Regions from separate parts of the Homo sapiens genome. Here all the other regions are linked to region 1. A link is a loop called in an ENCODE intact Hi-C map of the cell type or tissue named here. Cell type or tissue: endothelial cell of umbilical vein. All regions are shown on one strand. Links, peaks and the distances in the headings refer to the core of each region. The heading gives the core; the rest is flanking DNA. Region 1 has its middle 35 kb from the start of PLPP4. Region 2 overlaps LINC02930 (long intergenic non-protein coding RNA 2930). Region 3 overlaps LINC02930 (long intergenic non-protein coding RNA 2930).

The links. Hi-C counts contacts between places; a loop is a spot of excess contacts. Peaks named below come from ENCODE experiments on the same cell type or tissue, not always from the same donor. Only the 100,000 strongest peaks of a DNase experiment are listed, where the experiment ranks them.
Region 2: it touches region 1 in a loop (15-fold over the local background); 40 of 110 quality-filtered maps call a loop at or near these places.
Region 3: it touches region 1 in a loop (5-fold over the local background); 2 of 110 quality-filtered maps call a loop at or near these places.

The regions. Positions count from the first base shown.
Region 1 is chr10:120,417,080-120,426,998 of GRCh38, forward strand. No RefSeq gene overlaps it. Among named protein-coding and RNA genes, the nearest start is that of PLPP4, 35 kb to the right of the region's middle. In endothelial cell of umbilical vein, for the core only: a CTCF peak has its summit at 6,429 (motif pointing right); DNase peaks (open chromatin) are centred at 5,562, 6,472 and 6,872; H3K27ac peaks cover 1,941 bases.
Region 2 is chr10:120,730,304-120,740,222 of GRCh38, forward strand. All of the region lies in intron 2 of LINC02930 (long intergenic non-protein coding RNA 2930), which reads left to right. Among named protein-coding and RNA genes, the nearest start is that of WDR11-DT, 120 kb to the right of the region's middle. In endothelial cell of umbilical vein, for the core only: a CTCF peak has its summit at 5,682 (motif pointing left); a DNase peak (open chromatin) is centred at 5,658; H3K27ac peaks cover 974 bases.
Region 3 is chr10:120,636,253-120,646,171 of GRCh38, forward strand. All of the region lies in intron 2 of LINC02930 (long intergenic non-protein coding RNA 2930), which reads left to right. Among named protein-coding and RNA genes, the nearest start is that of LINC02930, 33 kb to the left of the region's middle. RefSeq lists an enhancer at 8,483-9,276. In endothelial cell of umbilical vein, for the core only: no CTCF peak of the experiment used is centred there; a DNase peak (open chromatin) is centred at 5,669; H3K27ac peaks cover 1,874 bases.

The sequences.
Region 1 (9,919 bases), core at 4,923-7,422:
AAGGACAGTGTCTTCAATAAATGATGCTAGAATAACTGAATAGCCACAAGCAGATGAATGAAATTGGACCCCTATCTAACATCATACACAAAAATTAACTGAAAATAGATCAAAGACTTTAATGTAACTTGAAACTGTAAATATACTAGAAGAAAACATAAGGGGAAAGTTCCACAACGTTGGTTCAGCAAAGGTTTCTTGGATATGAATTCAAAAGCACAGGCAACAAAAGCAGCAATAAATAAATAGGATTGCACCAAACTAAAAAGCTTTGCACAGCAGGAGAAACAATACATAGAGTGAAGAGACAACCCACAGACTGGGAGAAAATATTTGTAAATCATATATCTGATAAGGGGTTAAAATCCAAAATGTATAAAGAATTCAAACAATGCAATAGCAAGAAAATAACCCAACCAGGGGGACCTCCGTGTGAAGTGATATCGCAGTGCTCTTTTACCTTTTTCTTTCGATATGAGATTTTTCATGTTTTTTTAAAAATCACAGCAATATATGACTACAGTTTCATTGTAAAAATTAAAACATTTCAGAATTATTTTAAAAGTCAGTCAGTTTTCTCCTTCTTTTCTTCCTGGGAAATCACAGATAAGAATTTGCTAAATGTTCTTACAAAACATCCCAAATATTTCAGAACATGCATTTACATCTGTGTGTGTGTGTGTGTGTGTGTTGTGTGCACACACTTACAGGTCTAGTTTCTTTTCCTTTAAACATATAGATATGACATCATTCAGTCCATACTAAAATGCTATCTGACTTTTTCTACTTAGCACTATGTCTTGCAGATCTTAACATGCCATTGTATAATGTCTTGATCAAAATTTTTTAAATTGTTGCAGAATAGTTTACACAATATGGTGGTACCAAAATGCATAATTAATTTCCAAATTAATTAATTCCTCATTAATGCCCAAATCAATTTCCTTATTAATATTTGTTTTTCATTCAATTTTGGGTTATTTCAATAGTTAACTTTTTAATGCAGATATTTACTTACAGAAGTGCAAGTATATTGATGAGATAGACAGTTAAAAGTGAAATTGGTGGGTTAGAAAGTGGATTTATTTTATTTTATTTTATTTTATTTTTATTTTTTGAGATGGAGTCTGGCTCTGTCGCCCAGGCTGGAGTGCAATGGCGTGATCTTGCCTCACTGCAACTTCTGCCTCCTAGGTTCAAGTGATTCTCCTGCCTCAGCCTCCAGAGTAGCTGGGATTACAGGTGCCCACTGCCATACCTGGCTAATTTTTATATTTTTAGTAGAGATGGGGTTTTACCATGTTGGTCAGGCTGGTCTCAAACTCCTGACATCAAGGCATCCTGCCGCCTTAGCCTCCCAAAATGCCTGGATTACAGGCATTAGCCACTGCACCCGGCCCTGAAAGTGAGTATCTTTTAAATTTTTCAAGGTGCTTATAGAAAGCATGGATTCTCCATGTATTCCTGCCTGTTTCTCCACATCATCACCAGGAGATATTCTTTGTAATGTGAGGTCTGATTCTAGTGTTCAATCTGCCTTCCATGTTTCGAATGTCACCAATAAACCATGTGATGAATAACCCTCTTCTCCCACTAACTGTCACGCACCCTCTACATTGTCACTTAAATAGATTATCACTTTCTAGGCAGGTCTTTTCTGATCCCTTGAACTAGGTTTCATCTCTGTAGGCTGCACTGCAGCCTACATTTATTTGCAGTTATGTAGGGATTGAATAATTTTTTAATATTTCTCCTCTACCCTAGACTCTTAGTTTCACTCATTCATTCATTCTCATATTTGTTTTTTCATTCATTTCTTCAAAATACTGACTGACAAATTGAGTGCTGATGTAATGTAGAGGTTGGGAGACGGGACACTAAAAGAAACTTCTTTGGTTCAAAATCTAGCTTCACCCCTTATTAACTGCAAGTTATATTGCTTCTGTCCGCCTCTGTTAGTATTTTCCTCATAGGCTTGGGGTGATTATTAAATTGCAGCATGCACAAAAATCACTCAAAAGGGCAACTGACATACAGTAAGTGCTAAAAAAATTCTATGATGCCTTATTATGTGCCAGGTGCAGAGGATCTGGAGGAAGAATATAAACCAAGAACTTCAAAAAAAAAGTATACCAGCTATAAGAAAAATAAATGCGGTTGAGTGCGGTGGCTCACACCTGTAATCCCAGCACTTTGGGAGGCCGAGGCAGGCCGATCACCTGAGGTCGGGAGTTTGAGACCAGCCTGACTAACATGAAGAAACCCCATCTCTACTAAAAATACAAAATTAGCCGGGCGTGGTGGCGCATGCCTGTAATCCCAGCTACTCGGGAGGCTGAGGCCGGAGAATCGCTTGAACCCGGGAGGCGGAGGTTGCAGTGAGCCGAGATCGTGCAACTGCACTCTAGCCTGGGCAACAAGAGTGAAACTCTGTCTCAAAAAAAATGAAAAAAAAAAAAAAAGAGAAAAGAAAAAAAAAAAAGAAAAATAAATGCAGAGTATGGAGACTCCTTTATAGTGTAGCCAGGGAAGACTTCTCTGTAAAGGTGACCTGTGAGCTGATGCCAGAAGGATAGGGGAGGTGTGAGCTTGCTGAAGAGTTGTGAGAAGAACACTTTAGCTAAGGAAACACCAAGTGCAATTGTCCTAGGGTAAGAGCAAAGCCTATGTGAAGGGAGAATGGGGAGAAAGGGGAGAGATCAGGTCTGGGTCCTCTTCACCATGGTCCCCGGTGCTTAGTACAGGGCATAGCACTGTGTAGGTGCTCAGCAAGTTCTTAGAATAAATGATTGAGAAGTGGATGAAAGAATGAGTGGGGAAAGGAAGGGATGATCTGAATGGTTAAAGGCTTTCTTCTGCTCTCAGGCAGCATCTGTCTATTTTCATTCACTCTAGTCTTCTGGAGAATAAGCTGGTAGGCGTAGAGATGAGTGGACATTTTGATCCAGTGAGGGGTATTGAAGACCCCTCAAATCACATGTGGCACCTATGGTAAGGCTAATTTTTATATTTTTAGTAGAGATGGGGTTTTATCATATTGGCCAGGCTGGTCTTGAACTCCTGACCTCAAGTGATCTGCCCATCTAGGCCTCCCAAAGTGCTGGGATTACAGGGGTGAGCAACTGTGCCTGTCCTAGTTATGCATTTTAAATAATAAAGCGCAGCTTTGTGAAGAACCACAGGTATTGCTGTGTACTAGATTTCATAAAAATGTGTTTTCTTTTTCTTCTCAAATTATGTTGGGGTTTATATATTAAGTCTCAACAAAAGCAAAACAGGATCCTCATGTAGCCCAAGAGCTGAAGCCTACAACATGCATGCTGGAGGCTGCCTTGGTCATGGTTATGGAATGGGGTGGGACAGCGGTGGGCAGGGCAGGGCAGGGCTGTCATCCAATAAAAGAAGGGATCCTTATGGACCATGTGCCCAGAAAAGGTGACAATGGACATTCCAACCACCAAATTTAGTGAAATCATTTGCCCTGAACCAAGCTTAGAAGAGTCAGAGTCCAATCACCAGGCTTTTGCTTGTCACGTCAGGATGGCCAGAGGTTTCCACTCAATGTTATGTGTCCACCCGTGCACGAAGATAAGTGGCCATGTGCCCATAAACACACTCACTTCACAACGTCCTCACAGCCTGACCTCAGGTTCCATGTGATGGCCAAAGACAACAGAATAGGAATATTTAATACCCACAGAAAAAAGGAAGTAAGGTCCAAGTGAGCAGAAACAAGTCCCCAAGGCTGGTGAGATGAGATTAAACAAACATTATTAATATTGGATTAGCATTTTAGCTTTTCCAAACTGTTTTCAACCATGTACTATATTATTTATTATCATGTCCAGCCTCAAAGGAGACAAATAGCTTACTAGTAGCATAAGATCCTAGGTTAACATCCCTGGTTTTTCCTACTAGTCAATGTTGATGTTCTAATCACAAATTACAGTGCATTGGAACAACCAATCTTCAGAGCCACTTTAGTTTTCTAGGTAGTTTTATGGAAAAATTATATAATATATATATTTCTATGTTTCAGTTTATAAGAAAATCCAATTTTATAAAAATATATTCCTTTCTTCATTAGTGTATTCAAAAAATAGTTTTTGAAACAATTGCATGCCAGGGCAAAGATTAAAAAACAACCTGTTTTTGATATTTACAAAGCCTGAGTTAGTGGGCTGAAAATTCAAGAGGCTTTCATTGCTTTCCTGTTCACACTTATCAGCCTTTACAGTCTTTCTACCCTGTGGCTGGCTTTATGGAGAAGTCCTCAAAAGAAAACCCATCCCCTGGGGCTGGATCTGTCTGTGTTTCTCATGAAATCTCTAACACTAGGGTTGTCTTGTTCATGAGACTTTCCAAATTTGATGGTAAGGTTGCCATGGCAACTAGTGTAAATGGACAACTCTCGTGTCATCAGCAGTTGCCTGGAACACGTTTCTGACTTGGGACTGCCTCTGCCTCCCTGCAGCCATTGCCTTAGTAGGGCTTTGCAAGAACTTGGGTCTATACTCTAACCTCAATACAGGTCATATCTGAAGCCCCTGACATATTGCAATTTCAGGACACAGTCCACGTGTGGCTGGTGTCTTCCAGCATCTTTACAACAGCTATTTATCAGCATCACCATAGGATGTGTCAATGGAATGGGAGGCGTGTATGATGGTAGAATTATCATCTTCATGGAGGGGCGAAACAAAAAAGTTTTCTAGACTCATAGGACCCTGAAGAAGCAGAGACGAATATCAGTGAGGCTCATGTTTTCTTAGGCATTACCTTTTATAAGATGGACTGCTCTAATAACACTACAGACAAGTGTTCTTCCCAAAAGGTGGTAGGGAGTGGAGGAAGGGGCATGGACAATCATTCACTTCACAATTATTTATTGAGTACCTGTGATGGGCCACAGTTCTAGATGTTGGAATATAAGGCGCTGGAGTCAGATGGTCTCCAGTTAGTATCTTGCTAACTGTGTGTGAACAAGAATGCTTTTTATAACTTGCTTAGTGCATTTCTGATGGAGGGAGAGAAAAGGTGTCCTAGAGTCTGTCTTGCATGGTGTCTTATACACAGGAGGTGCTCAACAAACATTACCAATGCCAAGGATGACAGTAGGGAACAGCAGATGGAGGTACAAAAAGCAATGGGTTTTAAACCAGGAGGCTTCAGGACCCCAGGCAAGTTACTTTTGCCTCTCCAAACTTGCTTCATTTTATAAAATGGGAATGGTAATGTCTCCCTTGCACGGTTATTGTGAGAATTCAGTAAGATGATGTCCATGAAAGGGGTTAGTGTAGAATGGGGTGTAGGAGGGGAGGGTGGAGGAGCAGCAGGGGCCGGATCATGCAGGCCATGTTGGGCATGCTTGCTATTTTGGACTTTCTCCTAAAAGCACTAGGGAGCTTTTAGGAGCTCCTAGAGGGTTCCAAGTGACAGAGGGAAGGGAGCTTTGTCTTTCTGGAAGTACCCTCTGGCTATAGCCTGGAACTGGGGAGGACAGCCAGCAGGCTTTTGCCGTAATGCAAATGAGTCATGATCATGACCTCTGTAAAGAAAGCGTGGCTGGAAATGGAGAGCGGTGGGCACAGTCAAGCGACTGGAATGTAGGATTTGCAGAAGGCAGTGTCTGCTACTTATGGATGGGAGATGTGGGGCCGGCTCTTCAAATGCCGAGGAGTCAAGAGACACTCTGATTTCTGGCTTATGCGACTAGGTAGGAAATGGTGCCTCCAAACTGAGATGATGAATGACAGGAGGAGGAATGTGTCTGTGGGACAAGACAGCTCAAGAGTTGAGCTTTGGACACAGAGTGTGAGGGGCCTGTGGTCAACCCAAGCAGGGTGTCTAGGCACTCACACCCAGCTAATACCTGAGTGTTTTGGTCAGGGGCACATGTGTGAGTGAGACAGATCTGGACCCACTAGAGTTTCTATTCTAGTGTGGGAGACATGTAGCTAACATGTGGTCAGCAAGTGAATAGGATAAAGAGGTTCTAGTGCTTGACAGGACCTAGTGTGGGTGGGTGGGTGCTGGCATAACTTTATACAGGATGGTCAGGGAAGGCCTCTTTTGGGAGGCAGCATTTAAAATCAGACTGAAGGACGAAAGACCTTGGGCAAGCCACATCATCCTCTGGAGCCTCAGTTTCAACATCTTTAGATGGGGACAACAGTGCTTTTCTTACAGATCAAAGGCTACTGTACATCAAAGCAACTTGAAGCTATATAAATGGGAGGAGTTGTTCTTGGATAACACCTCCTTGGAGGCTTGGAAAGGTTTGGGCTCTGTCCTGGCATCTCTGTTGGCATCCAGAAGGAGAGGGTGTGCTTACTGCCCAGAAGTTTTCTTAGAATCAGGGGTCCTGTCCTCATGCTTAGATTCTTGGCCCCCTAAACTCCTCCAGGACTCAAGGGTAGAGGGAGGGCCTAGACTGCACTGTGCTTTGTGGCCACAAGAGGGCTCACGGCTCATAGACTTTGCATCCAATAAATCTTCCAGGTTGGCTCTTGACAGTTTCATTGAATGGGGCCCCATCCTGCAATGTTGGAGATTGCTATTTAATTATGCACGATCATTGGACAATTATGAGCACTTCTATAATAGCTCAACATTAATTTTAGCATCTTAATTTTATAAATGTTTAAATGTGTTGCTCATGCAGAGCTATTCAAATGCAGATGATTAAATCAAATTACTGCGTTTATAATTTTCTAGAGGTTTTTCCTTGGAAATTAAATCTCATCATTAAAAGTTTCCCTTTGTTGTCACCCTTGGTCAGCCGCTTGGTTCTTAGTCACAGTGCTAATTGTGCTCTCTCCGTAATGTGCACATTCTGCCTTGGTTTCAGCTGCCAGATTCTTTAAGCACTCAGTATGTTCATAGCATCCTGCTTAGTGACTCATTGTCTGACCTTCCAGTGACAAATTGGAAATAAGCAAAAAGATGAACCTGCAACATAGGAGAGCTTTGGGAGCTTGGCAAAGTGGATCACTGCCATAGTGTTTACACCGTGATCTTCAGGTCATCACAAGTGTAGACAAGGAAATTTGGATGCAGGTCCAACCCTCGCTCAGATGAAAAAGAAAGTATTACAGTCTCGGGGACTTCTTCTGTGGATATGAGATCAGCAGACAGGCATGAATTTCCCCTACTCTCCAGCACCTTCCCCTATTACAGTTCCTCCGCGTGTCACTCAAAGAGCAATGTGCTCACAGGGGTCACGAGGCAGAGGTGTTTGCAGCCTGCTGACTCCAGGAGCATTTGGTCATCCTTGTCGACCACTGCTCATCTATCACTTATAATAAGAACCTTGTCATCTGGATGACATTGGACCTCAAGGTTTTGGAGTCTTTCTGAGTGAAGGAGAATTTGTCACAAGGCTGATGACAACTCCCAAGGAAAAAGTCTTTAAAGCTAAAATATCTAATGAGACGGAAGGCATGTTGGTTCCCTTCTCTCTTGGACACCTTTCTAGCTGTTTGTGTACTATGGCATGCAGGCTAGCTGGTCATCAGGATCTCAGCTAAACTTGCACAGGAGCATCTTTGTTCAAGCTGCCATGGATGCTGTGGGTTCTGGAGGAGAAGGGATAGGATAATTAATCTTGTGTTGTGTGACTCTTGATGGCAGAAAGGATTCTGCCAGAGATTCTAGAAGCTCAATGGGACATGGACCCTGGCTCAATCTGATGCCCCACCTGGGGGTGTGGCATACCAATGAGGGTATACTGAGCAGTCACTCAAAGCCATGGTAGCAGAATCAGGGACAGGTCACAGTTAAGTGCACAGGGATAGTGTCCTAACTGAACTGTTTTTTGGGTGTGACCATGATGCAATTTCTGCTGCTTTGATCTCACTTGTTCTTGCCTGCTTTTGCTTTTTAAGTCTGGTTCTTTTTCTTTTCTATCACTGATAGAAATCCATCCAAAAAACTGCTTGTCTACTTAAGGTAGTTAGATCTGGCTTCTCTTCCTTACAACCAAGACTCCTGATGTAGCTCTTGCTATAGCAGCTCATCTTCTTCAGGTCTCAATTTTTTTTCCCCCTTTGTAATTGAGTTTTCTTTTTCTGCACCTGCCTCAAGCCTCAGGGCAGCTCCATCCTCTTTATCTCATGCAAACAATCTCCTGAACCTGAAACCATAACATTTTCTCAACATTTGAGGAACTTTCCTGACTAATTCCTGACTCTTTCTGGATATCTGTTCATCCTCAGGCCTCTGTACCTTTGTAGTATTGTTGGTCTTTCTTCCTACAAGGACATTGCTTAAAAGGGTGGATTTTCAAGTCAGAGTGCCTGGGTTCAACTCCAGGCTCTGCTGTTTGCTTCTGTATGACTTAGGACCCGATTCTTAATTTCTTCATGCCTCAAATTCCTCATCTGAAAAAGGGGCATCATAATAATATGTAGTTCATGAAGTCGTGATAAGGGTTAAATTCATGAAGCTACGTGAAGTGCTGAGGACAATGCTTGACACATAGTGAGTACTCAATAACAATAGCTATTTTTATTAATGCCTTGTTGACTTGTTATGTGGATTAATTAAGATTCCTGGCACATATTAGGTACTCAGTTGTTGTTCATTTTTGTCTCATCTTCTATCAGATGGACTCTTTCTCATCTTTCACATCTTCTCAAGTCACCTCTGTGCCAGGTGTCCTGATCTTACCTGCCTTTGGTTGACTTAGCCCAAAGGAGCAAGTAGGAGTAAGATTAAAGATATGTGATCTGGGGGTAGAATTTCAGGTGAGAGAGAGAAAAAAATCTGCCTATCAACTTGGGCTCCCCTGGGATGATGGCATTTCTATTTGGATAGCCCTCTGATTACATTTTAATGGAGAAAATCAATTAGCAGGTCCTTGTTGTGCTACTATTGTAGGATCAAACCCCAGTCCTCAGAGTGCACCACTTGTTTTCTGGATTTTGTTTGTTTCTTTTATTTCTTCAGGCTTCTTTTTCTTTTTTCTTTTTCCTCTCCTTTGGTTTTAGTAAAGCTTGGATTACAAAACTCCAGCCTGCATGGGGGAACATTAAGGAAACGAGAGTTACACATTTTAAAGGCAGGGCATGGGGGCTGCAAGAGGTGAGGGGCCTTGGAGAGGGGGTGGGGTGGAAGAAGAGCTGAGATCTGCCTAGGAGTGGTCCACCCTTCTTACTCTTCCCTGCCCCTATCCTGCCTGTTCTCCTTGCCACCCCGTTTCCCTCCCCAACTCTTTCTCTTCCTATCTTTCCTTAGTTGAGAAGAATCTGGCTGGAAATACCTAGTGAAAGGACCATTTCTGCATTCTAGGGATCTTCAGAGAGAGGAATGTAGATGTTTCTAGTTAGTAGTAGGCTAGTGGGAGGAAGAGTTTGAGTAGGCAGTCACATATTTTGAACAAGATGGATTCAGTCTACAATCCTTGCCTAGTTACCCTCTGAGCTGCCGAGCTGGAATACCTCTTCCTGTCTTAGAATTCTCATCTGTGACTCACTGACAATCTTTTTCCGTTTTTTGTTTTTTTTTGAGACAGAGTCTTGTTCTGTCACCCAGGCTGGAGTGCAGTGGTGTGATCTCGGCTCACTGCAACTCCACCTCCTGAGTTCAAGTGATTCTACTGCCTCAGCCTCCCAAGTAGCTGGGATTGCAGGTGTGACCCACCAGGCCCAGCTAATTTTTGTATTTTTTTTAGTAGAGATGGAGTTTCATCATATTGGCCAGGCTGGTCTTGAACTCCTGACCCCCAGCGATCCACCCGCCTCAGCCTCCCGAAGTGCTGCGATTACAGGCATGAGCCACCATGCTTGGCCTCCTTTTCCTTTTAAAATACTTCTCATCAAGTGCTGTTGCACCAATAATGATGGTAAGAGTAATGATACCAGTGACAAACATATCTTGAGTGTTTGTCATATACTATGCACTGTTCAGCCTTTGCATG
Region 2 (9,919 bases), core at 4,597-7,096, 310 kb after region 1:
CCAATTTAGATCTGTTACATGGTAAATATTAAATCACATAGTTTTCTGCTCAACATATTCATCACTGACTATAATTTGCATGGCATAACTTGAATGTAATTTCAAATAATTTGGTACAATAAATATAATGAGAATTAGATTATACCTGCCTAAAGGACAGCACGATTCATATAATTGCTAATGTACTGATTCTTCCATGTATTTTGACATTCATATTAGGTGGCTCTCTTTTTTTGTTATTAATAATGAATTTAAAATGGCTTGCAGTTCAAATTTGATAGTTTTCCAAGTGCTTTCATGTTCTTTGTTTCAAGATTTTTCAAAATGAATAGGAACTGTAGGAAATAGTTTATGTTATTTCCATTGTCTAGAAGAATCTGAGGATCAAGCCAGTTAGTGACTTGTCTATGGGATACAATCTATAAGGACAGAGCTGGGCTCAGGCTTAGGTTTTGTGCCAAGTGCAATGTTCTTTCTTCTTTTTTTTTTTTTTTTTTTTTTTTTTTTTGAGAGGGAGTCTCGCTCTGTCGCCCAGGCTGGAGTGCAGTGGCGCGATCTCGACTCACTGCAAGCTCCGCCTCCCGGGTTCACGCCATTCTCCTGCCTCAGCCTCCCGTGTAGCTGGGACTACAGGCGCGCGCCACCACGCCCGGCTAATTTTTGTATTTTTAGTAGAGACGGGGTTTCACCGTGTTAGCCAGGATGGTCTCGATCTCCTGACATGTTCTTTCTTCTATACTTTGTTGCTTCTGAAAATATTGTGCTTGGGTATTTGTTTTTTACCCTGTAGTTTTAACAAGCCCCACTCGAAAGCACTCTAAAACCCTGGCATGCACTGTGTTTGCAGTCCCTGTTGTACTGTTTCAAAGTAACCCATTCTATTGTGTGCTGAGATTTACTCTATGATAACTCTAACTCATACAAACTAGTAGCTGGGATATTACCTCCAAGGGCCACTGGTCGCCAAAGACTTATGTACTCTGTCCTTGATCAAGCTGAGAGTTTGATATTGAGTTCCAGTGAGAAAGAAGCTACCCTTTCTTTATCTGTAGCTCAGGACACTTCCAAATTGTCTTGCTCATCTCTGTACCTTTCCTCTGCAGCTTCTTCAAAAGGATAAATTAAATTCCTGCAAGAACATCTTTAAATAAACTATACTTGTATTGGCACCCTTGCATTTATGTAGAAATTAAAGGAAGACATATTTTTATTACAAAAATAACTTCTTAATAATAGCTGGGTATGAACTAATTGCTTTCAAGGCTTTGCACATGGTGGCAGGAATTATTACATTAAATGTACACTGTGGCTTTTGGCTTGGGCATACTTGGATGAGGGCTCAGCCACCAGGAGATCCCCACAGTTCTCATCTTTCCAGATAGATGAACTTGATGCCTCCTTTGCATTGAGTATGAGAATGGTATAGGCCCTCCCCCAATAAACTGGTAGGATTTGCATTTAGCAATATTTAACAATAAAAACTATGTTTACTGAGCTTTGCTGTGCCAAGCACTGGGCTAGGTGCTTTCTATGTAATAATGCACGGACTCTGATGCAAAACTACCTTAATTTGAATCCTTCCCCATCTACTGACTAGATATTTAACCATATTGAGTTGCTTAACTTTGTTATGCCTCAGTTTCTGCATCTGTAAAATGAGAATAAGGAGAGTACCTACTTTAGGTGTTACGGAAGTGAATGAGTTCTTAATGTCCAGTACTAAGAACAGTATAGGTATGCAATCAGAACAGAAGAAAGGGTAGTTATTGTTGTTATAATAATGATAAGGAGGAGGATGCTGAACTCTAACCAACTGAGAGTTAAAAAGTATATTTTCTTTTATTGACTTTATTCTTTAACCCCAACTTCAGGAAACTGAAGGCTTGGACAATATTTCCATGACTCATTCAAAGTCAGATGTCAAACAGCTAGTAAATGGCTGAGCTTGGAGAGGAACAGGTTTCTTTGTCTATGACTAACACGTTAATTGATTAAATCATCCAATCCACTGGCCAAACTAGTCAAACAGCCAGCAGGTTTATGATATAGAGGTGAGGGGAATGAGCTTGATGGTGTTATAGGATGGACAGTGGCTTTGGAATCAGAAAATCTTGTCCTGAATCAGCCTTCACTAACTCAAGTCAGTTGACTTCTCCAAGTTTCTATTATTTCATCTATAAAATGATTCCCAATCTAACCCATTCAAGATGGGTGTTCAGAGAAGCAAAGAAATATCATATTTGAGAGAATTTTGTAAATCAAACTGCCATAAATTGTGCCATTTATTAATGTTTGATATTTTACAAAATGATTTTTACTTGTTTTACACAGTTGTTAATTAAAATGACCAAATCACTTGGTTATTGCTTGTAATATATGTGGAATCCAACAGTTTTTTTAACCTACAAGTACATGAATCAGCCTTGAAAACAAGCACGATGATTAATATTGAGTGTCAACTTGATTGGATTGAAGGATGCAAAGTATTTGTTCCTGGGTGTGTCTGTGAGGGTGCTGACAAAGGAGATTAACATTTGAGTCAGTGGACTGGGAGAGGCAGACCCACCCCCAAGCTGAGTGGGCACCATCTAATCAGCTGCCAGCGTGGCTAAAATAAAGTAGGCAGAAGAAAGTGGAAGGAGAGAGATTTGCCGTGTCTTCTGCCCTTCATCTTTCCTCCATGTTGGATACTCTTAAGTTCTTCAGCTTTTGGATTCTTGGACTTACACCAGTGATTTGCTAGGGGCTCTCGGGCTTTCAGCCAGACTGAAGGCTGCACCATCAGCTTCCCTATGTTAGAGGTTTTGAGACTCAGTCTGGATTCCTTGCTCCTCAGCTTGCAGATGCCCTATTGTGGGATCTCACCTTGTGATCATGTGAGTCAACTCTCCTAATAAACTACCCTTTATATATATATGTGTGTGTGTGTGTGTGTGTATGTGTGTATATATATATATATATATTCTATTACTTCCCTTCATATATATAAATATATATAAAAATATATATAAATATATATAAATATGTATAAATATATATAAATATATATAAATATATATAAATATATATAAATATATATAAGTATATATAAATATATATATAAATATATATAAATATATATAAATATATAAATATATATAAATATATAAATATATAAATATATATAAATATATATACCAATATATAAATATATAAATATATATAAATATATATAAATATATAAATATATAAAAATATATATAAATTATACATATATAAATATAAAAATATATAAATATATATATAAATATATATAAATATATATAAATATATAAATATATATATAAATATATATAAATATATAAAAATATATAAATATATATAAATATATATAAATATATATAAATATATATAAATATATAAATATATATAAATATATATAAATATATAAATATATATAAATATATATAAATATATAAATATATATAAATATATATAAATATATAAATATATATAAATATATATAAATATATAAATATATATAAATATAAATATATAAATATATATATAAATATATATAAATATATAAATATATATATAAATATATATAAATATATAAATATATATATAAATATATATAAATATATAAATATATATATAAATATATATAAATATATAAATATATATATAAATATATATAAATATATAAATATATATATAAATATATAAATATATATATAAATATATATAAATATATAAATATATATAAAAATATATATAAATATATAAATATGTATATAAATATATATAAATATATATATATATAATATACTACTACTCTCCTTCAGATAGATAGATAAATAGATAGATAGATAGATATCCTATTAGTTCTGTTCTGTCCCCTTAGAGAACCCTGACCAATACAACGTTGGGAAATGTCCTAACTCATAAAAATGGAGACCCTTTCTCTCTTTCTCCCAGGAAATGTACAGTTTACATTCATGCTTTGATTCATACTTTGATTGATTCATTCATCCATTCATTCATTCATTCACTTTTCTTTTTTCTATGTGCCAGGCATTATGATGGGTAATAGAATGAATAACGTACAATCCTTGCCCTTAGTAGGTTAAGCAGCCTCATAAACACATCATTATAATCCATTGCGTTAAACGTAGTGCTAGGTAATTGATCTGGGAAGGAAATTCATAGAAGACTTCCCGGAAGAAGTGACATCTAAATTGAGTCTTGAAGAAAAAAAATAAGTTATTAGCAGCTAAATACATGGATCTCCTTTGTGACCCTCCAAGGGCAGATGGCAAGACTTGGTGGTGATGGATGGACTTCACTGTGAATTTCAGGTCTGAAATGACTGAAGAAACTTGATGACTTGGCTGAGAATGTCCTTCAATAATCTGCTATATGCATAGGGCTTCTCTATTGGGTGTCTTTGGGCAGATGTTTGCAAACCTGGCTTATTTAATGTATGAAGTTTCTACAATGGACCGTGTTTGCCTTAAAAAAGGAAATGATTCTTTACTCTTCTCAAATGGTCATAAAGAAGCAACTCATGTTTATGTAATGCAGCTCAGTGCTGAGGCTGAAGATAAGAGTGAATTTCGATGGAGCTCTTCCAAGCACTAAAACAAAATGAAGGAAATAAGATACGATTAGACCAGAATTCATGGAAGTGAGTCAAATATACATCTCCACCTACAAAGAAATAGTCTCATTATCGCTTTAAAAGATTTTTATGTGGGAACATCATGTGCGTATTGTTTCATAATTACTCTTTAACATGCAGTAAAAATAATTTTGCATGCACCAGTTTGAGTGTTTATTGGCTTCCCTAAAAGCAAAGGCCTTGAGGTACTAATTGGGACAGAGGCGGGAGGAGAACAGGGTCAGAGAAGAGACCCAAGGAATGTCAAAATCAGTCATTTGCTCCTAAGTGGTAGGAAACAGAGACATTTTTGGTTCCAAGTTGCTTGTTTGGGCCTAGTTAGAAAAGTTGGTTAAACTCTGGGCATTTGCAGGTTGAGAGCTATTTGTTTATGTGAACTAGAAAAAAGTATCTTTCAGGACCAAAGGTATTGGGATGGGTTCAGTGGAGAGGGTGGATGTACTTTGGGCTCAGAGCTTAATATTGATCCTATAGATCAGGGGTCCCCAACACCAGGCCAAGGACCCATACCAGTCCGTGGCCTGCTAGGGACCTGGCCACACAGCAGAAGGTCAGCAGTAGGCCAGTGAGCATTACTGCCTGAGCTCTGCCTCCTGTCAATCAGCAGCAGCATTAGATTCTCCTAAGAGCGGGAACCCTATTGTGAACTGCACATGCTAGGGATCTAAGTTGCACGCTTCTTATGATAATCTAATGCCTGATGATCGGAGGTGGAACAGTTTCATCCCAAAAGCATTCCCCGTCATCCATGGAAAAATTATCTTCCATGAAACTGATCCCAAAGCGTTTTGGGACCACTGCAGATGCCTGGGGATACCTGACATCCGATTGCATAACAAACTTCATCCTCTGAATATTCATAACCATGAGTAGTGTTTGCATTATAGTAAGTGGTGTGTGGACAAATACTACAACCATTATAAATAAACTGTGGTAGTAATTGTAGTAATAATACCTGCTTTGAATTAAGGAGGTGTGCCATTTGCCTGGTATTTTAGATGTGCCATCTAGTGGTCAGAAGGAGCATTTTCAGATTATTAAAGTCGCTCTAGTACTCAGAGACACTTGCAATATTCTGAGTACTGATTATTTCACGGTAAGTATCCACTATGTTTCTTCCTCCAGGGAAATAATTCATCATTTTTGGTAATGTAAGTCTGAAGCTTTTTTGAAATCCTTTCGTCTGTGTAAAGCTAGTTTCCATCTCATCCTCTTCTATAAAATAAGATACTCTCTATTTGCTAAAGACAATTTAAACTGGGTCTCAGGGGAGGAGCCAGAACATACCAACAGGTGTGGGCAAAAGGACAGGTGTGGGCAAAGGGACAGAAAAGGTGGCTTGGCCAGATTGTGACACTTGTCGTTGTCACAGCTAAAATGTTTGAGGTTTGGCATTTAGGGGACACTGGAATGTCAGCAGTAAAGTGATGGGTCAGGGCTGAGATGCAAAAAGGTAGCTTGGTGTCGAGCAATGTGAGGCCAGAGGCAGGACACCTGGATGATGGGTGTGACGGTGGCCCAGCCAAGACACAGACATGGCCTGAATCAGACACAGAGTTGGTGATGGGGAGGGCTGGGGGATGCAGCAACATGACCCGTGGGAAGTGGGACATGGCTACAGGCAGTCTGCAGGCCAGTCTGGCACCACTGCATCCTGACACCCGGCACATGGCAGGTGTGGAGCAGCCAGGAGGGAGAGCCCCTGAGCCCCTGCCTGATCAGCTCCTCCCTCCCTCCTTTCCTCCCTACCTCCCTCCCTTCCTTCCTCCCTCCCTTCCTTTCTTCCTCCCTTCCTTCCTTCCTTTCTTTCTTTCATTCCTTCCTTCTTTCTTTCTTTTTTTTTTGGAGTCTCACCCTGTTGCCCAGGCTGGAGTGCAGTGGTGCAATCTCAGCTCACTGCAACCTCTACCTCCCAGGTCGTGATTCTCCTGTCTCAGCCTCCCGAGAAGCTGGGAGTACAGGTGCCCACCACCATGCCCAGATAATTTTTTTTGTATTTTTAGTAGAGACAGGGTTTCACCATGTTGGCCATACTGGTCTCGAACTCCTGACCTCAAATGATCCACCAGCCTCAGCCTCCCAAAGTGCTGGGATTACAGGTGTGAGCCACCATGCCTGGCTAGCTCTGTTTTCTTAATGAGAAAAGGATCTGCCCAGGAGGAGTGGAGTGGCACACCGTCAGGGGCTTGGAGACAGAAAGGAAGGGAATAAGAAGAAAATCAAAAGTATCTCAAATTGTACTGAAGCACTGCTTGGGCTAAAAACCACCAGCGATGTGGGCATCTATTCAGCAAGGTTGTGCCATTCTCCCTGTGCCAGAGCAGAGGGACAGGATAAAGTTTGTGCAAGGCCAGAGAGGGAGAAGACAATACTGTCATGTCCATCAGCCCTGTCCTTGGATCATCAACTGTTAACTGCAGTCTAGCTCCGTGAGGCTTGGTAGCTTTGTGGTTAAGACCCATCCCACCTCTGCTGCCCGTGGGGCCATCCTTAACCTCTCTCAGCCTCAGTTTCCTCACCTGAGAAGCAGGGATCAGAACATAACCTATCCCCCATGCAATGTAGTTGCAATTCGGTGGGGTAGTTCATACAAAGTGCCTGGCCACGAGCCTAGCGCATTGCTGGTGCTAAGTTGATGGTAGCTATTACTTTCTGCAGAAATGAGTATTTCTGTGCACACTTCATATATGGCCTACAAAGAACTCACTGCATCATTCCAGAATTTAGCTGTTGCCCTGCCACTTGAATCTTTGAGACTAAGAACTAATGGATGATGGTTCTAGTTCTGCCACTTCTCCCACCTTTTTTGGGTTTTTGACTCACACACACACACAATGAGAAGGAGAACTCTCCCACTCTGAATATTTAGGCATGCCACATTTCGTTTTATTTATTCACTATTCTCGGTAGCCGGATATTTTTGCACTGAGGCCATCTATAAAATCAAAAAAATGAAATCCAATCTTGGCTAACTTTGTAGTTAATTAACACATTTCTTTAGGCTCTTTATGAAGGAAAAAAGAAACAAATAACTTTTCACTTCTTTCTGCATGTGCCTGTATGGATGAGTAGAAGGAATTACTGTAATTAATGCTGGATTTTAAAATACCAGTATGGGGAGATAGCTAGCATCTTCCAAATAAGGAGATGAGTCAGAGCCTCAGAGATGCTATGGTGTTTAGATAAATGTGAGTTATTAGGTAACCAGGAAAAATACATTACAGAAGGCAACACATAGGGCAATGAAGCTGCAAGCCAGCACGTAAATTGCGAGCCACAGTCCTGAGTGCTCTGGTGGATAGCAGGTTTGTAACTCTATACAAAACCTATGTTTTCCTACCTAAGAAAGGGCAGAGGGTTTTGTCCAGTAAGATCTCTACCCTTCAGGACTTCCAGGTACTGTTTGATTTCCATTTTTCTGACTCAAGGTGGTCTTCCCGGGGGCCATGCTTTGGGAAAAGCTTGTATCTCTAAATTCACTTGATCTCCTCTTGCTGATTCCTGTAGCATCCTGGAGAAGTAAGAGTTGAAGAACTTCCTAGACTTCACAGAGCTCTGGTCTGGGGGCCTCTCTCCATTTGTTTTGTTGTTAAGGCCAATTTTAAGAACAATCAAACAGAAGGTTCTGGAGAGGGGAAAAAACAAATTGAAAAGGTACAAGCTAAAGAACTTAATACAAGAGAAAGTGAAGGATGTGGGGGAAGGACTAGAAATAAATCCTAGGAAAGCTACAATTCATCAGGTTTGAAGTAAGTGCATTTTCTAGTGGCTCATGGATCACTGGCTCATGAAAGAAGAAACAAAGAGAGATGTAAAACCTGGAGACTGACCCAGCAAACTCATTAGCCATCAAGCTGCCTATAGCCTTGCCTGCAGGAGGAATGGGAGCAGGACGAGGGCTCTGAGTCAGACAGGGAATGAAGCTACACCTTAGTCGGGAGGCTCCGATCCAGTGATGACCAACCCTTATTCCATTATCACCTCCCTATGGAGTCTCTTAAGACATTGTTTATCTAACCACCCCTCCTTGTGATACCACAGATACACCATAGAGCTCTCTATGTGCTGTGGCCTTTTAGAGGGCCACAAACTATTGTAATCTCTAAGATTTTCACCCCCAAGAAACAATTTTTATCCCCTGGGGGAGTGATGTTGCCCCTAGGTACTTACTGTATGCCTGGCCCTGGTGTGTATTATTTCATGTAATCCACTATTCCCATTTGACATATAAAACTTAGAAGGGTTGAATAACTTGTTCTAGGACAAAGAGGATTTCAACCCAGGGAGTCAATGTCAGCTCTGCCCTCTTAACAACTATGCTTCTGTTCAAGATCACAACCCGCCCTGCTCGTAACCACCATACTGTCCTGCTCCTTATTTGGAGAGGTTGGACAGTCTCAACTGGGATGCAGAAATAACATCCCTGTAGGCAGGACTCATGGGATCATGACAGGTGCCAAAGGGGTCCCCTCATATAAGCACCTTCCACTGAGGTAAAAGCAATGAGTGTGAAAACAGATTTAAAATCTAGTGCCTTGTTAAAAAGTCCTGTTTTAGACCATTACAAGACAGAAATCTCTGACTCCATTTTCCTCTCTCTAGAGTTCTGTATTACAAACTGCCCAGCATGGAAGCACATTTCTAATCTAAATGATCTCTACAGATTTTACCAAGGTGAGGAGCCCAATGTGGATCCTTTCATCCTAATGCAGTCTTCTGTGAACCATTCCTGATAGTTACCCATACTCTGCCTGAACATTTTCCATGTCATTCCGTCTTTCCTCATGGAAAGACACCTCCCTTCACCTCTTTTTATTTTAATCAGGCAGGGTATAACCTACATGAAGTAAGTTATACCATTCTTTTTGTTTGTTTTGTTTGTTTGTTTGTTTGTTTGTTTTGAGACAGAGTCTCGCTCTGTAGCCCAGGCTGGAGTGCAGTGGTGCAATCTTGGCTCACTGCAACCTCTGCCTGCTGGGTTCAAGCAATTCTCCTGCCTTAGCCTCCCAAGTAGCTGGGATTACAGGCACCTCCCACCATGCCTGGCTAACTTTTTGTATTTTTCGTAGAGACAGGGTTTGTTGGCCAGGCTGGTTTCAAATTCCTGACCTCAAGTGATCCGCCCGCCTCAGCCTCCCAAAGTGCTAGGATTACAGATGTGAGCCATCGTGCTTTCTTAAGTGTACAACTCAATGACTTTTAGCATGTGCATGATTCCGTGAACTGATGTTTGTCATCATATACATTCACTTCTCG
Region 3 (9,919 bases), core at 4,449-6,948, 220 kb after region 1:
ATAGTTTCTTTTTTTTTTCTCTTCTCTCCGTCTGTGTCATACTTTATTAACAAGGTCAAACCAAAATCATACAGATGTTCTGGGACATCTCAGGTGAAACTGTTAACAGGCTAACTTTGTTCTTGCCATTGTCATCCTCCACTCCCCTTGTCATTTCCTGCCCCCCAATCCATACCTGTCAATACCCTCTTTCTGAAGAATGTGTCTCAATTCTTACTTCCCTGCTTTGCTTACATCAATAGTCACCTGGGTTTTATGACTCACCCTTTCAGGGTTCCATTTGATTAATACTTAATATGTTAATCTTACTCATACAATTTCATTGTGCAAACATATGAACACCTGTAGTGCTAGACATATTGAAGGACACAAAGAAATAAAATGTGGTCCTTGCCTTGCAGAGACTAATGCTGCAGACCAGTGATTCTCACTAAGTGTACATCTGAATTACCTGGAGGATTTGTTCAAACACAAACTCTTGGACTCCACAGTTTTTGATTCAATTGACAGGGAGTCAGGTCTGATCATTTGCATTTCTAACAACTCCCCAGGTGATGCTGATGCTGCTGATCTAGGAACCAGATTTTGAGAACACTGAGCTAGCCTGAGACACACATGTCCATAGGTATTGAGATAATTGGTACAATAGTGGTTGTGTTGCTATGTTGGTGGAGGCCAGTTTCTTAATGGGTCATCCCAGAGAAGATGGAATCATTGATTGCTCACAGGTAACTTCTAGGCATGCAACAATGGAGAGAAGTGGTTTTCATGAGGCACATCGAGGCACTGTGGCAAATCAAGGAAGAGGGGTCTGGGGATGGGTAGCAACTTTGGCATCCCTGAGAACCACTTGTTGACTGACCCCATGACCTTAGCTGGTACTTGCCCTGACTCAGGGCAAGAGAGGGATGTTTACACCAGAAAATGCTTGGTCTCCTCATGTTAGGGAATAATTCATTTTGTTTCTTTTTTAAGTGAATGTTTCAAAGACATTTGTGCCATTTGACAGATCTTTCAATAAATAATGACAACACCAAGGTGAAGACACTCATGTTCACACAACCAACACATAACAAGTCATTGTCCAGAGGAGGTGTGAAGAACAAGGGGAAGAGATGGTCCTTGCACTCTGGAGCTCTCATCAGCCTCATTGAGGGGCCTCTAAGGAGCCCTAGGATCCACGACACAAGGAAGCAGCTGAGCCATGCCTCATTTATTCATTTGTTTCTTCATTTCCTCTATAAACAAGCATTGTATTATTATTTTAGGAACATTATTGAGCCCCTGACAGAGGAATTGGGAATAAAAATGAATGAGACTCATTCCTCTTATACTGTAATTCAGATTAAGCTTCTGGGTAAATTTGGTGAGTTTTTAACATGCATCTATGACTATTCCCTCTTGAAACAACACTAAAATGACAGAAAAGGGATATTTTGAAAATATAAACCCTCAAGGACAGGGAGGATGAGAGAGATGAAAATAGCAATAACAATTTGGAAGCTGGGAAGCAGACAGACAAGGGTAAAAACACTAATCTGGATCCTAAACCTGCAATGGAAAGGCTGAAGCCAACTTGCTTTCCAGAATACCCTAAAGGACCTGGAATTACTGCAATGGTATATCTGTAAGTGGACGTTAAGGGAAGGAACTAAAATAAGAACGAGGAAAAAGTGGCATCAGAAGTGATTGGTTCCCAGGTTTCTCCTCTCCCTTCTGGAAGACTAGTTTTCCCTCCCTCTGGAGAGGATAAAACAGGATTTCACGAATGGTTTGGCACAGGAGTGCCATACCCAAAATAGAAAAAATAAGCACTGAATGCTGAATGCCAAGCGTCCAGCCCTCTTCCCCAAGTTGACCTCACAATGCTGGTGATTAGGAACCTGCCTCCCCGCAATCCTCACAACAAAGCAGAAAATGAGGAGAGACCTAAATATCCGTTCATCAGACATTCTACAAATAAAAGATCCCACCAGTTCACAGCTTTGAAGTCTGCAATCAACCAGCTCCACACACATGCTCAGAGGCTCCAGTCCCCCACTTTTAAATATAAACAGACAACTAGGGATGGCCAGGCAGCTGAGGAAATCCTCTAACATGGAAGATGGAATTACAAACAAAACAAACTTTGAAGAAACAAGCTACGAAGGGAAAAGGAAATTTCAGAAAATCTGTACTAGGTATCCTCAGAGATACAAAAGAAGACATTGTAACAGTGAAATAAGAACAAGATGTCATTAGAAGGAATATTCTGTCAACAATAACAGTGCAACAACAAAACCATTAGATATTTAAAACGTAAGAAAAATAAAATGTACTATAACACGTGGAAGATGAAAACCTCAGAAAGTAGAGTGTAAAAAGACAAACAAAAATAAGGAAGAAGGGATAAGACCCCAAGGACCAACCTAGAGGTGCAACATCTCAATAACAGGTCTAGGAAGAGAAAAGGAAGAAAACAGGAGGCAACCATCTTTTTATGAAATTATTCAAGAAAATGTAGCAGAACCTGAAGGGGCCCACTGAGTGCTCAGCACCATGGATGAAAATAGACACTCACTACTGTACATAATGGTAAACATTTCAGAAAAGTAGGAACAAAAAGATCTTACAACTTCCAGAGAGTAAAGGCCGTTCATATGTGAAGGGTCAGGAACCAGAAGGGCTCTAGCCTCTCTAAAGCATCACTCAAAGTTAGAAAGTAATGGAAGGACCTTTAACAATCCCATAGGGAAATGGTCTCCCTAATAGATGCTGTCAGTGTCCACTTGTATTCCCAATACTCCCTGAATCTGTGCACGATGACTTGATGGCTTCCAGGACAAGCATCTATAACTCTGGGCTGAGGACTTTCTTGGGACACTCTGAAGGAAAGTGAATGCCCCAGGAGCAGGAGTAGCCACAGTCTTCAACTGAGGATGGGCTCTCTTGCCCTTCAGGTGAGGCATCTCTGAGGTGTGCTCTATGCAGTCTCCCAGAGTTCCCCAGCAAGACTGAGGCCCAGTTGCCCACAATGGTAACCTGTTCCTTCCTGTCCCTGTCTCAATTCCTCATTCTCCTCTTGATGCTCCCAGGATCACCTCCCAAATACAATAATTACCCTAACTTCCTTGTCTTGGGATCTGTTCCTGAGGAAACCCAAATTAAAACACCTGCTGAACTATCAAGTGTCAGGTTAGAACAAAGACATATCCAAACATGCAAAGTTTCGAAGTTTACATTCCAGACACCCTTTCTGGGAAAATATCAGAGAATGTGCTATACAAAAATGGGGCCATAAATCATGGCTATAGGAAGAAGTATCCACTGCAGGACAGAGGTGAGGGGATTCATGAAAATGATGGTAAAAGGAGACGCCAGGGCGACAGCTGGGTACTGGGTGCACAGGGCCACTGGTCCAGCCTGGAGCACAGCTGAAGGTTCTGGGAAAGAGCTTCCTCAGGAAGATGAACTTGAAAGAGTACCAAATGCATCTAAACTTTTTGTGAGGATATTCAGACAATTGTTTATGAGTTTGATCTTAGATTACTAATAAGAACATAGTGTACTATGCAAATTTTTAAAAAGCAACTCCAGGGAATAAACAACTTAGTTATGTTACGATGTCATAATATTGTAAACGCTGAATATTGATCCAATTAAAATAACAATATGGCTCTACTGGGAGAATGGGAAGTAGAAGGACGCACATGGGCAGGGACTAAAGTCCTATCTTCCCTAGTGTAAAATCAATTAAAAATGCCTTAAACTGGTTGGGCACGGTGGCTCATGCCTGTAATCCCAGCACTTTGGGAGGCTGAGGTAGGGCAGATCACCTGAGGTCGGGAGTTTGAGACCAGCCTGACCAACATGGAGAAACCCCGTCTCTACAAAAAATACAAAATTAGTTGGATGTGGTGGCTCATGCCTGTAATCCCAGCTACTCGGGAGGCTGAGGCAGGAGAATCGCTTGAACCCGGGAGGCGGACGTTGCGGTGAGCCGAGATCGCACCATTGCACTCCAGCCTGGGCAACAAGAGCAAAACTCCATCTCAAAAATTCCTTAAACTGAAAAAAAAGAGGTTAATTCAAATCTGCTATATAAAGACATGAAGATGAAAATGAAAACACTGAGCAGAAGGGGGTCAACGTGGCTTGCCCAGATGAACAAGAAATAGTAGAAAAACAGGGATGAAAGGCTTTCTACAACAAATCTTGAACAGTTTGGCTCTTTACACTGTGCGTTTGCCTCCATGCAAACAACCCAAACCTACAATACAATACAGAAGAGAACCTCAGCTGAAGAACCAGCTTTCAGGAAGCTCTGCTTCCAGAGTCTGACTTACATGCTATTTTCTTGTGCCTGCCCCGTGTGAGGGACATTGAAAGTGTAAAGCTCATCTTGGGTTTTCTGGTTGGTTTCTCCAGTTAGATTCTAAGCTCCTTGAACTCAGGGACCCAGGGACTTGGCCAATGCAGCTCCATGTGCCGAGTGCCCACAGTCCCAGGGCCTGGCACACAAGGGGTGCTGCACTGATGTTCATTGAATGCAGTAAAGGAAAGAAGGGAAGATGTCCAACTAGAGAGCCGCACAGGCAGCGGTGATGCAGGGAGCAAGGGCTCAGATCAACCTGAGGGCAGTCTGGTGGTTTTGCAGGAGGACTGGGTGAACTGGTAAGGTGGGGAGGGGCACACCCAGGCAGGTAGAGTAGCTGTGTAAGTGTGAAAAGGCGCTGTGTGCAAGCGTGTGTATGTGTGTGTGTGTGAGCACATGCGTATGCTTAGAGAGTGGAGTAGTCTGAAATGAGACTGTGCTTGTGAGCTGAGGTCAACAGAGACTCTTTGGCCACTCCGTGGGTCTTAGAGGCCAGTTGGCCTCTTCACGCCTAAAGGGATTCCTTAAGCTGATTCCTCATCAGAATCACCAGGGGAGCCTTTTTAACATAGTCTCGAGCCTCAGTCTGAGAGATCATGAGCCGTAGGTCTGTGACTGGATCCAGGAAACTGTATTTGTCAGAAGACTCCCCAGACCTGCGCAGACGAGCCAGCCTTTGGGACAGGCTTGGAAAGAGGGGAAGGTGATGAGGGAGGGAGTGCGCAAGGGCCAAATCTGGGCTTTCGAGTCCAGAGTCACATTGGACTGTTCCTGAAATCCAAAGTGAATGCATTTTAACCTATTTGAATAAGAACAGAATAAATAATGCCTTTGTGTTGATTTGAAAACAAATACTGCAAAAGAGTTACTCTGTGAGCCTTTTATTGCCAAATCCATGGACTTATTGCTGAAATGAAGTGCATTAAATATGAAAAGTTAAGATCGATTTCCAGATGGCCTACTTTCATTACTAGAATTTAATAGGTTCTCTAATTTTCTTTCTTCTGTTTATTAGTAACAGTGAAGTAAGTCCTAAGGTGAGCTAATGTATTTCACACCTAATATGTGACATTGGTACCATTCAAAATATACAATTTTAATGAGGGAGAATGCTTTAAAAATACTCCAAGGAAATGCCATTCCCTAATATGCATAGTGTGATTCCTGTCATGATGTTCATTTATTTCAGTCTTATCTTACTTCAGAATCAACCGATATCCACTGAGTTCTTCCTGTCTGCAAGGCCTGGGTTGGGGAACAGGAAGCTGAACTGCTGTAGGGAATATAAGAAAACATGAGCCATGAGCCCTGTTCAAAAGAAATTTACCAGCTGGCTGAGGAGATAAGACTAAAACACATGAAAAAATTAATAAGGACTTCAGGCTATGATCAAGTGAGAGGTATAAGCAACACAAGCTATAGGAATTCAGATGGGGGGCAGGGAGAGCTATGGGCTCAACTGGTCAGGGAAAGCTTCATGGAGAAGGTGTGATCTGGGCTGGGCTTGAAGGCTGGGTGAGATTTTACTAGACAGAGTTGAGAAGAGACACTCCTGGGGCAGGGGGTAGGAGAGAACCTAAGTCCTGATGGGGGAGGATGTAAGCCACATTCAAGAAGAAGGCTAGATAGAGGTAAAGTCCTTATCTTTGAATTATTCAAGGTGAAACTGTATAAAATGATTAGGGGGTGAACTTGGGAGACCCTGGATGCCAAGATTAAGACCAGTAGGCAGTAGGGAGTGGTTGATGATTTTTGATTTGGTTAGAGAAGAGGCAGATGAACATAGAATTTTGGGAATGCTAATTTGGAGAAGTGTTCAATGAATTAGAAAAGCAATGAGACCAGTTATGAGGCTGATGTAACAGGTAAGTCCAAGGGAATGAGATTCTGAATTAGACCATGGGATTGGCATTGGTTTTTTGTTTCTTTTTTTAAAGGAAGGTAGCCGGAAACGTTGCAATGAACAACTAAGCAGGCTCTATAGCAAGCTATGGTTGGCAGAAGGAAGAGGTTTTGCATGGGAGCCATTGGAGGAGTGATGGTGTTGCTGGTAAAAATAGGAAGGTCTGGTGGGGATGCTGGTCTAAAGAGAAAGAAGACTTCTGTTGTGAGCATGTTGGTGTAAGCAGGCAGCAGAGGAAAATGAAAACAGGCAACTGGAGATGGAATTTTATTTTGGAGAAGATTTGCAACTAGTTATCCCCATGGAGACAAGCTGAAGTTGAAGAGTGAAGAAGATTCATTCATTTATTCATTCACATATTATTTAGCAAATATCTATTGTGCGCCAGCCACTTCCAAAAGTGCTGGGGATCCTGCAAAGCAGATGAATCTCTTGTGGAGCTTGTATTTTGCTGTGGGAAGCTGACCATAGGCAATTTTACAAAGGTTTTGCTACGATTCAAGTATCTGTCCCCTCCAAAACTCATGTGGATGTTTAATCCTCAATGTGACAGTATTGAGAGATGGGGCCTTTAAGAGGTGATTGGGTCATGAAGATTTTGCCCTCATGAATGGATTAGTCCATTTGTGGATTCATGCATGGATCAATGGGTTAATGGATTAATGTGTTATTATGGAAAAGGGACTGTTGGTTTTATAAGAAAAGGAAGAGAGATCAGAGCTAGCAGGCTCAGCCCCTTCATTCTGTGATGCCCTGCACCAATTCAGGACTCTACAGGCAGACCCCACTAGCAAGAAGCTTCTCGCCTCGTGCAGCCCCTTGACCTTGGACTTCTCAGCCTCCATAACAGTATGAAATAAGTTCTTTTTCTTTATAAATTGCCCAGTTTGAGGCATTCTGTTTTTAAGCAGCAGAAAATGGACTAAGAGGACTGGAGGAAGAAAACTGCAAGAGTGAGTGAGCAAGCAAAGGAGCTTCTTTCTTTAGGGTGTGGGAAAAGAAAGCAGAAGCATGATGCAAGCCAGAATGATTCTGAACTTTAAAACAGAGAAGAGGAATCAAGAGCAATCTAAACTGTTGCCTGCCCGGGACCTCTCTGGGGCCCTGCCTGGTTGTCCAATGTACTTTTAGGCACAGACCATGTAGTTTCAGAGGCAGCTGCCAGCCCACTTATTTTGAGGCAGTTCCAACCTTAGATTGTGAATTAACCAAGGAATCTGCATGACAGCTCTCCATGCACGCCTCCTCAAAGGAGCTGGAAAATAAAATCACTGAAGGGCAAGCAGTCGATGTTACCCTCGTGCATTTAAGGGAACCAGTTGGAAAAATAAATCAGTTAGTGGTGTTCTCACATTAATTCCCCATGGGGTCCAGTGATTTCTTTAGAATGCCTGTGGATGCTTCACGATGAGAGCCAAGCTCATGTTCCCATTAGCTAAATGAGGCCTCTCATTACATAGTTCCTGTTGGAGGGGGAATGAGTGATGTTGATGTGACTGATACATATGCATTGGCTGATCAATAATAATGGCAGTGAGCTGAGGTCCTTGTATGAATTTTGCATGAACTCATAACAATGTGAGGAATCAGTGATGGATTGCAACTCTCCCCTTAGTTGGCCAACCCTTACCAAGCTCATTGGGCACACTGTGTAGCAGAAGAGAAGGGATTCTTGGGGGCTTCCAGAGTTTCCCTCTCTGCAGCCTGTGTGTCAGTTCTTCCCCCTACATCTCTCATATGGTACGTGGCCCACAGTAATACAATGATTACTTTCCTGGCTTCCCTCCTGGTATTGGAGTTCTTGAGGACAGAGACTGTTTTTATCAAACTCTATGTCCTCAGTACTTAGTACAGTACATAGCACAGAGCACAGGTGTTCACCGAATGTCTGTGGCATGTGGAGCTCATCTGGATGTCCCTCATGAAGGGGAGGGGTGTGGAGCAGCTATAGGTACTGTTAAGTGGTCAAACCCACCAAAGGAATCCTGGAGAATAAAGAACCAGTTCTTCTTTTTAAATTCAAGAATTACATTCCAGCCCACCTGGAGGAATAGGTGAAAGAGAATGTGCACACATGTCTAGGAAAATCTCAAATGCTCTGCAGACCTGAGATAACTCAGCCTGCAAAGTCCTGTCTGGAAAGGAGTAGAAAGACCAGTGAGTGAATAGGTTCAGCCATGCATGGAATAGGTTCAGCCTGCTGGGCATAGCAGGACCAAGCACCACATACAATGCAGTGACACCAGGGATGGTGCAGGAGACTGCAGGATCCTCTAACTGCCCTCTTGTTTGATACTCTAACTCCCTTCCCTAACACAAAAATAGCCTTGCATGAACTGTGTGCTTCCCCCACCCTCAACAGGCTCCTGAGTTGCAGGAGATTAATGAGGATGGTGAGAAGTAAAAACAATGGAGACCTTGTGGATAGAAGGCAGCAGCTCATTCTTGGCACCAGCTAGAGAAAAGCAAGAGGACAGTAGGGGAGAGCCCTGGGGACTGGGGGAAGGCCCGCCTAGGGAGTGATAGCAGGACTGCTTAGGTTACCAAGGAGATTTCACAGGTTGAGGTATAGAATCATGTTTTTTATTTTCTGTATTTTGTGTTGCTTTAACATCTTGGGGCCTTGCAGACCTGAGGAGGGACTGCCCCTCCCAGGGTTAGCTAATTCCTAGAGATAACAAATGACTTACCTGTGAGCACATCTTTGTTATGAAAATCAACCAATCTAGAGCTCAAACCCCCAACCAGCTCCTTTATCTAACTCACACACAAAGCTGATATTCCCATGGCCCTAAATCACCCTAGAGCCTGGTACTGGATAACTAGAGACCACCCCTATATCCCTGAGCCTGCCAACATTATTCAAATTGGACAAACCTGAGTTGTTTACCCCACCTTGGTTTTCCACGGAAACCACAATAAAAGCCATGCTTATACCATTTTGTTCCTTCTGCCTCCAGACACACCCTGGTGCCTCCCTACATGGCCTGTATGGTACGGGATGCCCCTGTTTCTAGGGATCCGTGAGAATAAAAACTTTTTTCACAATTGTCATTTCCATGTCTGCATATCTTACTATACCTGATTAAGGATTTGTACATTTTAAAGCATGTGGCAAAACACAAAGTTTCCTGTTAGGGATTTAGCAGAAAAGAAAAAGAATCACATGCTCTTTCTCCCAAAGTATCTTCCACTTTGTGTCTTGGGCTCAGTAAAGATGCAGGCCAATTTACTGTGCCTTCTGTATTCACTTTGAGGCACCCCAGATTTTCTCATTAAGTAATATATTGACATATTCAGAGTATTGTATGTAACGAAGCCGATATGTGGATGCTAAAGGTTTTAGAAATTATTTTTAATGGTTGATAGTTAAAAACGAAACAATGGATTCCTGTGTAACGATATGATGCATAGTTTGGATTATTTGCTTCTAAGTTAAAAAAAAAATTAAATAATATGAAAGAAGGAATGGGTTAGGAGCTTCTATACTTCTATACACTGGAAGGAGGGCATTGAAGGACAGTGGAACAAACAGCCTTCAGAGGGACAAAGGGCATAGCTCAAGGGTCTGGGAGTAGGAATCCAGGGGTGGTCTTTTGAGGGTCTGTTCATCAGAATGACTCAGCCCCAACTGCTGTCCTCCTTGTGGGGTTTTGCCCCAA